Linked DNA regions of Mus musculus: region 1 is linked to region 2. Evidence: chromatin contacts called from ENCODE Hi-C or POLR2A ChIA-PET data. All regions are on one chromosome and are shown on one strand. Each heading gives the region's core, a stretch centred on a gene start or an enhancer-like site at or near the end of the contact. The rest is flanking DNA. Distances are from core to core; before and after follow the strand shown. Region 1 has its middle 17 kb from the start of Gm33502. Region 2 holds the start of Fam43a (family with sequence similarity 43, member A).

Evidence for each region. Hi-C counts contacts between places; a loop is a spot of excess contacts on that map. ChIA-PET counts read pairs that join two places held with the same protein, here RNA polymerase II (POLR2A).
Region 1: a loop to region 2 is called in a map of gastrocnemius, with 2.8 times the contacts of the local background. The contact joins the enhancer-like site here to the promoter of Fam43a in region 2. A Hi-C loop is called at or near these places in 4 of 37 maps with a recorded cell type or tissue (CH12.LX, gastrocnemius, heart and 1 more). POLR2A ChIA-PET finds 5 or more read pairs at or near these places in 4 of 5 experiments (Patski and embryonic stem cell).

What each region holds. Positions count from the first base shown.
Region 1 is chr16:30,773,710-30,779,044 of GRCm38, forward strand. No RefSeq gene overlaps it. Among named protein-coding and RNA genes, the nearest start is that of Gm33502, 17 kb to the right of the region's middle. Within about 2 kb of position 1,853, at least 2 of the 3 ENCODE cell types and tissues checked have a DNase peak (open chromatin) inside an H3K27ac peak, as active enhancers do; they include gastrocnemius and heart, where a contact is called at or near this core.
Region 2 is chr16:30,596,944-30,602,371 of GRCm38, forward strand. Fam43a (family with sequence similarity 43, member A) reads left to right here and starts at 2,780. Exons shown (of 1, transcript NM_177632.3): 1 at 2,780-5,428. The coding sequence starts at 3,657. The coding sequence ends at 4,931.

The sequences.
Region 1 (5,335 bases), core at 603-3,102, 180 kb after region 2:
GAATCACAGTCTTCAGGTGTACTGGGTCTGTGGCGACCCTGGGAAGGTGGCCTGAACCTGTGCACAAAGGTGGCACAACCTGCGGACACACTGGGCTGACTGAGGAAGGGAGGGGGCAATGGGAGAGGAGGGTAGATCGGAAGCGGTGAGGCCAGCCAGAACAGGAGGAGACGGTGTGTCCAGCGAAATATGGGCCGCTGGGAAGAAAGGGCAGCAAGCTGTGGGTGGTCCCAGTGAAGGGGATGCCACCCGAGTCTCTGCTGCCGAGACATGGCCAGAAGCTTGAGATTCATTCAACAGTGAAGGCAGCCAGCCGTCTAGAGTGTCTGCTAAATCTGTGTTTAGGCAGGTGCGTCTACTGGGGAGGGAGATACCTCTGCTCTCTGTGGGTTCACATCTGGAAGGCTCTGGAAGAACCCACTTTCTAGGGCTATCCCAGAGAAGGCTGGGTGGTACCAGTGGGGTTGCGGCAGGGGAGAGACGTCACTGTGGGGCATCACTAGTGGCTTCATGGTTTCATTCTGGGTGTCTGTATTCCGACTCAGAATCACAGCTAGAAAAAAAACCACCCTTCCTCAGAGTCACTGAGTCTTCGGTGCCTGCTCTGATGATTGACTGAAAGCTCAGGCTTTGCAAGGGGCCCAGGAAGCTCCCTGTGTCACTCTTTCTGCCTCCCTAGGATACCCCGGAAAGAGCCTTAGCGTGGGCATTGCTTCCTAGGGCACACTGACAAAACACTACAAACTGGGCAACCTGAAACAACAGAAACTGGGCCAAAGCACTGGGCCCAGTCCCCGGCACTACAAAAACCAGGCATGGTGGATGGTATAACCCCAGTACTTGGTAATGGAGGCTAGAAGACCAAACATTCAAGGTCACCCTTAGCTACATAGCTAGTTTGAGGCCAGCCTAGGCTATGTGAGATTCTGTGTCAAGAGAACAAAACAGCCACCTCCAGCAATGCATTCTTTCACCCTTCCAGAAACCCAAAAGCCTGGAATCAAGTTGTTGGTACGGCCAGGCTCCCTCTGAAGGTTCTAAAGTATATTTTGTCCCTACCTTTTCCAGCTTCTGTTGGTAACATCGTTCCTTAGCCTTTCTTGGTTATTACCCTCTGTGTATTGATGCCTTTCCATTGCCTTCCTATGAGGAGCATAATCAATGGATTTATGGCCACTCTCATCCCATATGACTTAAACTAATTACACCTGGAAAAACTCTTCTTTTTTTTTTCATGGGTACCAGGCGTTCGTGACCGTGAGGATTGGCGATCAAGTGGAGCATGGCTGTTAAGACTCTCCCAAATGCACATTTAATCACAAAGCAAGTCAGCCACTTCTCTTCCTAGGCATCTGGTTCCCATCTGTACTATGACTGGGGGCTTGGAGGTGCTCAGAGCCCTGCTCTATCCAAAGGAGCTGACTTTCATTAGTTATGCCCGGAAGGCATCTAAGTAGGCAGGTCAGCGGTCATCGGTCAGCAGTGGGAATGGGGCAGAAAGCCAAGATTTCTTGCAAAGGGCTTCTTGCACCACAGGGGAAGGAGTTTCATTCCTGTCAAAGCAGACAACCCAAGCCTTTAGAGATTTCTGAAGCTATAGCCCCAGGCTGTTGGGTGTGTCCCAGCCTGGTCGCTAAGGAGGCTTGAACTCTATTGCCAGAGCTACAGCTCAGAGCTATAAGGAACGCCAGTCCCACCCTCCGGTCCCTCCTCACCATTCATAGCACATGTGCAAAGCAGCCTTCCTGTCAGAGAAGAGCGAGAACCAACTAGATTTAGTACAACAGATTCCAAGGGACATCTGAGGTCATGAACTGGCAAAGGACTGCTGGGTCAGCCTGGCAGGCTGCCAGGTGCCAGCTTGGGGCTCAGCTAAGGAAAAGCAGGAGAAGTCAGGAAGAGGCTTCCGCTGGGCACTGGGGACAGCTTCACGGCACGGCTAGTCCCCTTTGGGTACCAGATGACAGTGGCCACGGTTGTACGCTCCCCCCACCCCTCCATTTTCATGACTCCCTCTTCACAAAAGGCTTTTATCCCTGTGGGCTTGGTTGATTTGATTAGTGGCAGGACCATCCGTTTGACTTTGCAGATAAGGAAATGAAAGCTGAGAGTGGCCCCAGATGACCCAAGATCACTGGGCCTCTTTGAGGGACTTTGAGCCATCTCAGAGACCCTCAGCAGGCTCTCCACCCAGCGTGGTGGTGGCCTTTAGAGTCACCACCTGTCTCCACCTGCTCAGTCATGCAACACAATGGTACGGACAGTCTGTTCCCTTGCTCTTGTATAAAGTGTGAATACACGCGTCTTTATAGAAGATTGCTTTTTATTGATTTATAACTGGCCATATAAATGAAATCAGTGTGTGAACTATGCAAACATGGGTTTAAGACAAGCCTGGAGAACTCCCAGTGCCTCAGCCACTCCAGACGGGCCTCTTGGGGAGACCTAGGGCTACGGGGTCCTGCAGGATGAGGTCTGAATCCTGTCTAGGGGCCTGTACTGGGAGGTCTTTGCTAGGCGGTCTCGTGTTGCCAAGGCAGCTTATGTGAGCCGATCCTGCCGAGGACTCTACCCTGGGGCAGACAGTGAGTTATCTCACCCACTGCCTGTGCCTCTGGTGACCGGCTGGGCCAGGCTCTCCTGCAGGGCTGACATTCGTGATTTGCTGAGGGAGGAGCTGCTTCCCCTGGTGACTGAGGGGTGGTTTGAGGCTTTGGCTAGTGAACTGCGTGCCTATTATGCAAATGTCTAGGGTTTGCTTTTGGAATGGCTATAAAAATAGAAAATGAACAAGTCGGAGCTGAGGAAGTGGTGTTTTATAGTTATATGGGAGGAGTGGCAAGGGACTGATGATCCTTGAGCCAGCACCGCGATTCAGTTTCCACTCTGGCATTCAGGCCTCGCTTGCCAGCTTGACCACAAGCGATCCCCGTGTAGAGAACGCCTGGCTGCCACAGGCAGGTGTGGGAAGAAGCACTGAGATCTAAACAGGGGGCCTATCCGAGGTCACAGAGCTCTTATTCGGTGATTCTGTTTGGTAGGAGCCATGAGTGGTCACGGCACCACTTCTGTCCCTTAGCACCAGCCTAGGTGCCAGGCAGACAGTATCCACAGCATCAATCAGGAAAGAGGAAGCCCAGAGAAGGTGGGCAGGGGCTTCTTGTTAACCAGGTCAGGCTTTGTTTTCTGTATCACCACGCTGAGGTTAGCTAACAAAGAAGGTGAAGGGAAAGCAGGAGAGAAGCTGGGGTGTGAGGACAGAGCCCGGAGCCCAGAGCCGGAGCCAGGGAGCTGGTAAGGTGAAGTATTAGAAAGAGAGAACACAGCTGGAGAAAGTCTACGATAGACAAAGCCTCAGAGTGGAGTCCACTCTCCCTCAAGAGAGCCCAGCATGGCTGGCACCATGATAAATCAGCGCGGAAGGGACAACAGAAGCCGCTTCCCCACATCATCCTGACACGTGCACCTTCATGTGGACTCTGTGTGTCCCTCCCTCTCCCGCTGGGTCTGTGGGCACAACTAGGCGAGAGGACCCTCAGCTCTGCCTTCTTCACCACTTATGTCACATCTATGATGTCACTGGAGCCCCGAGAGGGTCCCAGTTCTGCAGACGCTCACTCTTATATAGTCCTGGCTATCCTGGAACTCACTTTGTAGACCAGGCTGGCCTCGAACTCAGAAATCCGCCTGCCTCTGCCTCCCGAGTGCTGGGATTAAAGGCGTGCGCCATCACACCCGGCTTAGCTTTCTTTTTAAATTAGCTTTTAAAGATTTATTTACTTTTATTTTATGTGTACAGGTGTTTTGTCTGCATGTACGATTGTATACTGTATGTGTGCAGTATCCTCAGAAGCTAGAAGAGGGAGACGGATTTCAAAAGGAACTAGAGTTACTGACAGTTGAGAGCCACCATGTGGGCGCTGAGAGTAGGAGTCAGGTCCTCTGGAAGAACAGACAGTGCTCTTAACTACAGAGCCATTTCTCCAGGCCCTCAGTTTTCTATTAAGCATTGTTAAATTGATACTGTGAGTGAGCTAAGTAAGCCACATAGGTAGACATGCCTGACTTTGTACAGTGGCAAAATGCATTGACTAACAAACCATTTATAAGCTGCAACGATTTCCTGAGCTTTAAGTCACTGGGTTTCCTTGATTTTTGCTTGGTCTTCATGACCATCAGTAAATATGGATTCTTTTATTCTATTTCAATTGCAGTCACCGATATTAGTAATTCTCAGGCCACATACATACATTTTACAAAACAATAATAGATTACAGAATGTAAGAAGGGATTACAATGGCTGCGGTGCTGTCAAAGTGGGGCTAAGTGGAGGGAGAAACAGAGCTGATAAATAACAGAGAGAGTCAGTCCCGGCAGATGGTTAAAAATGATGTCAACGAAATAGTCACAGAGCCCTCAGAGGTGATCTGCAGAGGCAGGGCTGGCTCAAGGCAGTCATCTCCTCAGAATGGCAGTTCCACTGGGGAGTTAATTCAGCTGTGGGGCAAGCAGTCAGTAAGGCTTCACTGAAGCCCCAGGGGGATTCCCTTGCCTTCGACTCCATGAATTTACCAGAAGGCCTGCTGGAGGTCAGCAGGTGACGTCATACCCCGGAGTTAGCTGCCCCTTCGTTACATGGCCCTGTTAAGGCAGCTCCATCTTTCACCCTTCTCAGGCTTTGCCAAGCTCTTGGAGGCGGTTTTCATGTAGCCATGTGCCTATGTATTCCTGGTTTAATTTCATGAATTGATAAGTAGTTGTTTTGATTTGCTTAAAAAAATTATGCATCAGTCTGAATCTTACAGTCTGTCCCAGATAGACGTGTGTGTGTGTGTGTGTGTGTGTGTGTGTGTGTGTGTGTGTGTGTGTGTGTGTGTATGTGATTACAATAATTTCTGCATGCCCAATACCTGGTGTGTTTCGGGAAATACTAAAAAACAAACTACCAAGTTCCTGAGCTCCATTCAGCTATTCTCTGCCTGCCAACTCTCCAGTGGTCTGGAGCTCCCGAGTTCCCTTCCCTGCCATGCCAGCCCCAAGGAACGACCGTCCACCCCTTAGTCAGCTGCCACAATACCCAGCAACGCAGTAGAATGAAAACTCTAGAAGCTTATACCTAATAAGTCAGATTTATATATCAATAAATTCTCAATTCATAGGATGCCCACACTATAAATTTCAGGGCCAATTGATAACGGTACAAGCTGTCCACCTCAATTAGACAGGTTATCCCAATTATTCTATCCTTTATGATAGTCATATCTACCTGTGGCTATTTAAAGCCACGCTGGTTCAAGATCTTCTTCCTGTCCGTCCTCCATCTTGCTTCTCCCCT
Region 2 (5,428 bases), core at 1,530-4,029:
CCTTGAAGTCCGTGTCCAGTGAGTGGGACAGCGGGGGAGGAGGAGCACTATGCAAAACACACAGTGGCAGAAAGCCAGTTCAAAAGCCCTCTAGGAGGCTGGTTCTCAGATGCCAAGTGAGAGGCTGGCACTCCTGCTGGCAGCGTTTCTTTTCAGCTGTGACTTGGTGTATTGATTCAATCGCCGGCTTGTCCAGTTTTGTGAGAAACAACCTCACCAAGCGGCACTTCCGCCTGCCGCCAGTAGATGGAGTAGCGTCATTGAAAATTCAGCCCATAGTGTCTAACCAGTTTCTCCAAGGACCCTGCTGAGCGGTTCTCTGTGAACCTGCTTGTCATCTGCTCCTCCCTCTCACCGAGGGTCTGCGACCTCAGAGTTCAGCGAGGCTGGCCAGGTTCTCCAGACGGCAAGGTAGGTAGACCCCCCAAAGGCTATCCAAGGTCCAGGTCTGCAGGAGATATAAAGGTTTCTTCCTTCCTGGGTCTTAGAGCACAAGCCCAGGACGTGACTCACACATGGGGTGTTCCCATTCACCTAGAACCTTTCTGCTCTTCCAAGATCGAAACAAGCTTATTAAACAGGTAGTTAGGCATGACACAGCCTGTACCTCTGAGACTGGTGCTCTGGCTGCCACCAGAGAGCTGTAGTGGATGCTTCCTTATCGCTGCTTCTCTCTGGTTTCTCTGTAACTGGGTGTAGCCCATAGTCATACCTTCATTGGAGATGAGACCAGCTTTGGTCCTCTTTTTGCTCCCCGAAGCCCTTCTGGCCCTCAGACATCCTGGACACTTGGCAATGTTAACTTCTTGGATATGGGCTCTAGTTTAGAATTTAGAGTTGGGGATTATAGAGGATCACTCAGCTGAAGGCTAAGTTGGCATGCTTTCCCCAGAATATTTTGTTCTTTCGAATTTGCAAGTTGTCATTATTGGCATTGAACAATAATTTCTATTGTGTGCACACACAAATACGCACAATATTGCAGTCCCTTTGGCAGAAAAGAAACATCAATGTTGGCATGATGGATTATTATAATTCTGGTTTGTTCCATCCTGGTGTCTGGTATTCCCCCCCCCCCCCCCGCCTTAGCCCACCCACACAGCTGGCAAGTTGGGCACTAGGACCCTCGTTAACGGCCAGTCAGGAAAAGGCCATTTCTTCCTACAGAGAGAGAGGGTTTTAAATCCATTATAGGACATTTCTTTGATGGGGAAACATTTCTTTATTGTTATCACTGACTCTGTCGAATCTCATACAAGTGTCTGCATTTTAATCTTGGCATTGCATCATCCTCTGCTCTCAGAGAGCCCTCCAATCCCCCTCCCACTTGGGGAAATCATCTTTCAAACATCGCTTGCTCCCTGGATCCTCTTTAATTTTCTTAGTCACTGGGAACTCTCTTTTCTCTTTTCCCAGATTCTCATAGGACTTTGGGCTTTTCTGGCTGAAGTTAACCCAGCAAAAAAAAAAAAAAAAAAAATATATATATATATATATATATATATATATATATATATATATGTTTGCTCGGATGTCTCATTCATCAAATAGAAGTCGTTTAGCTTTTACTGGTTGGCCCCTGGGTGTCCAGAAGGTTGTGGAGGGTTCAGAGGGGCAAGCCGGCGAGTGAGGGTATCTTGTCTAGAGCTAGACATGGTGGTGCATGCCACAATGTGGAGACGGAGACAAGAGGATCCAAATGTGCGTAGAGCCTGATCGAGGTAACCAGATCCTGTCTCAGGGGAGGGAAAATAAAGGGGAACAAACAAACCCCACGTTGTCCAGTTAGCTCGTGAAAAAAGAGTATGAAAAGTATCATCTGAGTTTTTACTAAGCATTGTCACCCAAATTGCATCAGTGATGGCTCTACAAACAGCAGCACAGCCTTACTTAGAAACTTCATATGTCTCGAAAAAGTGCCTTACTCTGAGGGTCTGTGGCAGTTTGGGTCGGGGGTGGAAACTGGAAGCAAGTAACTTAGGGACCATTCACTACTGTGTTCAATATTGTTCATGGCAGTCATCTTAACCACGAACTTTCCACTACCTGCTTGCTGCTCACCGGCGGATAAATGGCACCAGGAGAAGAGTAACAGGCAAAAAATTGATTCTCTTATAGTTTGCCCCCCCCTCCTGATTCCCCCCCCCCCCCCCCCCAGTTTCTCTGTGTAGCCCTGGCTCTCCTGGAACTCACTCTGTAGACCAGGCTGGTCTCGAACTCAGAAATCCGCCTGCCTCTGCCTCCCAAGTGCTGGGATTAAAGGTGTGCGCCACCACCGCCTGGCTCTTTATTTTCCTTAATAGATGATTATTAAAGAATAATAGTAAACAGAACCTGCAAATTCTCTTGAAGTTGTCACAGAAGGAACACAACAACAGTCACCACAACGACAAAATACTACGCAATTTTCCCCAGAGCCTACAAGCTCAACTTCCACCGCCTCCTCCAGAAGTTTCGATCTAGACGTAGACTTATTCAGCGAGTTGCAATTTAGCCTAGGGTGGAGTGTCAAAGTTTAAGTTCCTCTTGCTATCTATCGGGTAACTCCAGGTCTTTTGGTTTCTATAGCTAAAAGAGATGCTGGTAAATTTGGAACGTGGTTGCCTAAGTGGACTAGTCTTCCCTTCTCTCGACCAGTGCCTGCAACCTGGTCCCTTTAAGAGACCAGAACTGCGTCCGGCGTCGCAGCCCTAAAGGGATCCTCTCCTGTGCTCCTCCCCTGTCCGCGCGGTGAATGGTTCGTGCCGGCCTATATTAACCCGAGATCTTCCTCCCGGACGGCAATGATGTGAAGCGAGCAAGTCGGCTACCGCGCGCACGACCACAGAGGGCGCGCTGCAGATCGCCGAGAACCCCGAAGCGGAGCCGGACACCCCCGGAGGGAAGCAATGAGGTAGCGGCAGTCCCCGGAGCGGACGATGTGCGCGTCCTGCCCTCCGAACCCCGCGCTACCTTGGCCGAGACGGCCGAGCGCGAGTCTCCGGCGTCCCCTCGGAGCGAGGATGCAGTGAGCTGCGGGACCGCTGTGCTTGGCCCGCCGCGGCCAGCCAGACCTCTCGGACCACACTTGGGGCAAGCTGCTTATTCAGGGACCAGTCCAGCCAAGGGGCTCGCCCTCTTCTGCACCCACTGGGGGTGGGGAGCACCGGCCCCTGGGCGCACTGCTGTAGTTTCCGCGGCTCCTGGCCCTGGCCCAAGACTTGTGTGTGTGTCACGTTCGCTGAAGAAGAGTTCCAGCTTATTTCTCTCACCATCCCGGTTGCTTTGGCCGAGCCGCCCACCTTTATTTATTTGTACGCACTCATTTGGCCTTTTTCTAAAATATTTTCCGCTCCGCTCTCTTATTTTGTTGCTTGTTTGAGACTTTTGTCCTGGTCCTCCTCATCTAGGCTTCTCTCTCTCTCTCTCTCTCTCTCTCTCTCTCTCTCTCTCTTTCCTGAATATTTTTTTCTAATATCCTACCCCAGTCCCTGCGGGGTTCCCAAGCACTATCTGGCCTCTCCTGCCTCCATCTCCCTGCCCCGGAGGTCCTCCCAGCCTGAGTTTTATTTTTCGAGCTTGCCCGGGCCAAGCGTAGCCTGGGTTGGTGGCCCTGCGGGGCTCTCACCCCGCGCTCGGCCACCGCCGCCCCAGCCACTCCCGGGCGTCCTCCGGAGATGCTGCCGTGGAAGAAGCACAAGTTCGAGCTGCTGGCCGAGGCGCCGCCGCGGCAGGCGTCCAAGCCTAAGGGCTACGCTGTGAGCCTGCACTACTCCGCGCTCAGCTCCTTGGCGAGAGCCTGCCCGGAAGGCGCGCTCAGCCGGGTGGGCAGCATGTTCCGCTCCAAGCGCAAGAAGCTGCACATCACCAGCGAGGACCCCACTTACACTGTGCTCTACCTGGGGAATGCCACCACCATCCAGGCGCGCGGGGACGGTTGCACTGACCTAGCGGTGGGCAAGATCTGGAGCAAGAGTGAGGCCGGCCGTCAAGGGACTAAGATGAAGCTGACCGTGAGTGCGCAAGGCATCCGCATGGTGCATGCCGAGGAGCGAGCGCTGCGACGTCCCGGCCACCTCTACCTGCTGCACCGCGTCACCTACTGTGTGGCAGACGCGCGGCTACCCAAAGTCTTCGCCTGGGTATACCGGCATGAGCTGAAGCACAAGGCGGTAATGCTACGCTGCCACGCGGTGCTGGTGTCCAAGCCGGAGAAGGCTCAGGCCATGGCTCTGCTGCTTTACCAGACATCAGCCAACGCTCTGGCAGAGTTTAAACGTCTCAAGCGGCGGGATGATGCGCGTCACCAGCAGCAGGAGTTGGTGGGCGCACACACCATCCCACTAGTGCCGCTGCGCAAGCTGCTCTTGCACGGACCTTGCTGCTACAAGCCGCCAGTGGAGCGCAGCCGCAGCGCTCCCAAGCTGGGCTCCATCACCGAGGACCTGCTTGGGGAACAGCAAGAGGAGGAGCTGCAGGAGGAAGAAGAGGAGCATCTGGAGGACTGCCTGGAGGAGGAGGAAGAAGAGGACGGTGTGGGGGATGGGGATCCAGCAGAGGAAGAGGCTGAGGCGCAGAGGGCGCTGGTGGTGGCCATGCAGTTGGAATGTGAGGACTTGCTGGACCCGCTGGAAAATGGCCACGAGGAGGCGTTGGGGGACGGCGGGGTCTCGCTGGGCCCCAGCTCGGGGACATCACTTCCTCTGTCAGTCTGTGCCTCAGACATGAAGGCCCAACTGTCACAGCTTATTAGTGACCTGGGCGACCTTAGCTTTGGCAATGACGTGAGCACCCTGGAGACCGATTTAAGGGTGACACGCCTGCTGTCGGGCGAGAGCACAGGCAGCGAGAGCTCCATCGAGGGCGGAGGCCTGGATGCCACCCCTGTCAGCCCTGGCAACCCATCGGGCCCTGCTGACAGCACCAGCCTAGATGAGCCCTACTCGGGCTAAGCTGCCAGAAGACTTCTCTGTGCGCCCCTCCCAACATACACATAGTGGCTCCCCAACAGTAGTTCTATTCCCCCTAACCTCCAGGAAAGGGAAAATGATGCACTTGAAGCCCAGACCCGACTTTGGAGTTTTCTGGGGAAGCTATTCCCTCTTGCTAGTTGCCCCAGCGCTTTGGCTCAGAGGTGGCTCAGGTTGTGAACAGGGGGATGGGGGGCAGGGAGGGCGAGAAGCACTACAAAGGTGGGTGAGGGAGAGCTGGCTGAAGTTGGAAAAGGCCAAGGGCGGGCTGGAGGTGCCCAGCAGCCGGTTTCCTGTTTGTGAGGCAGCTGGGGCTAGGGAAGGAGGGGTTAACTTCCTCTCCAGACCCCCTGACTGGAAGGCCTCTTTCTGTCATCAATATCTCATTAACAAAGTCACTTTCAAAACGTTGGAGGCTTCAATGCCACTTTACCTGCCCCCAGTTCTTTCGGATAGGGGAGCTTGGGCTGTTTACCTCA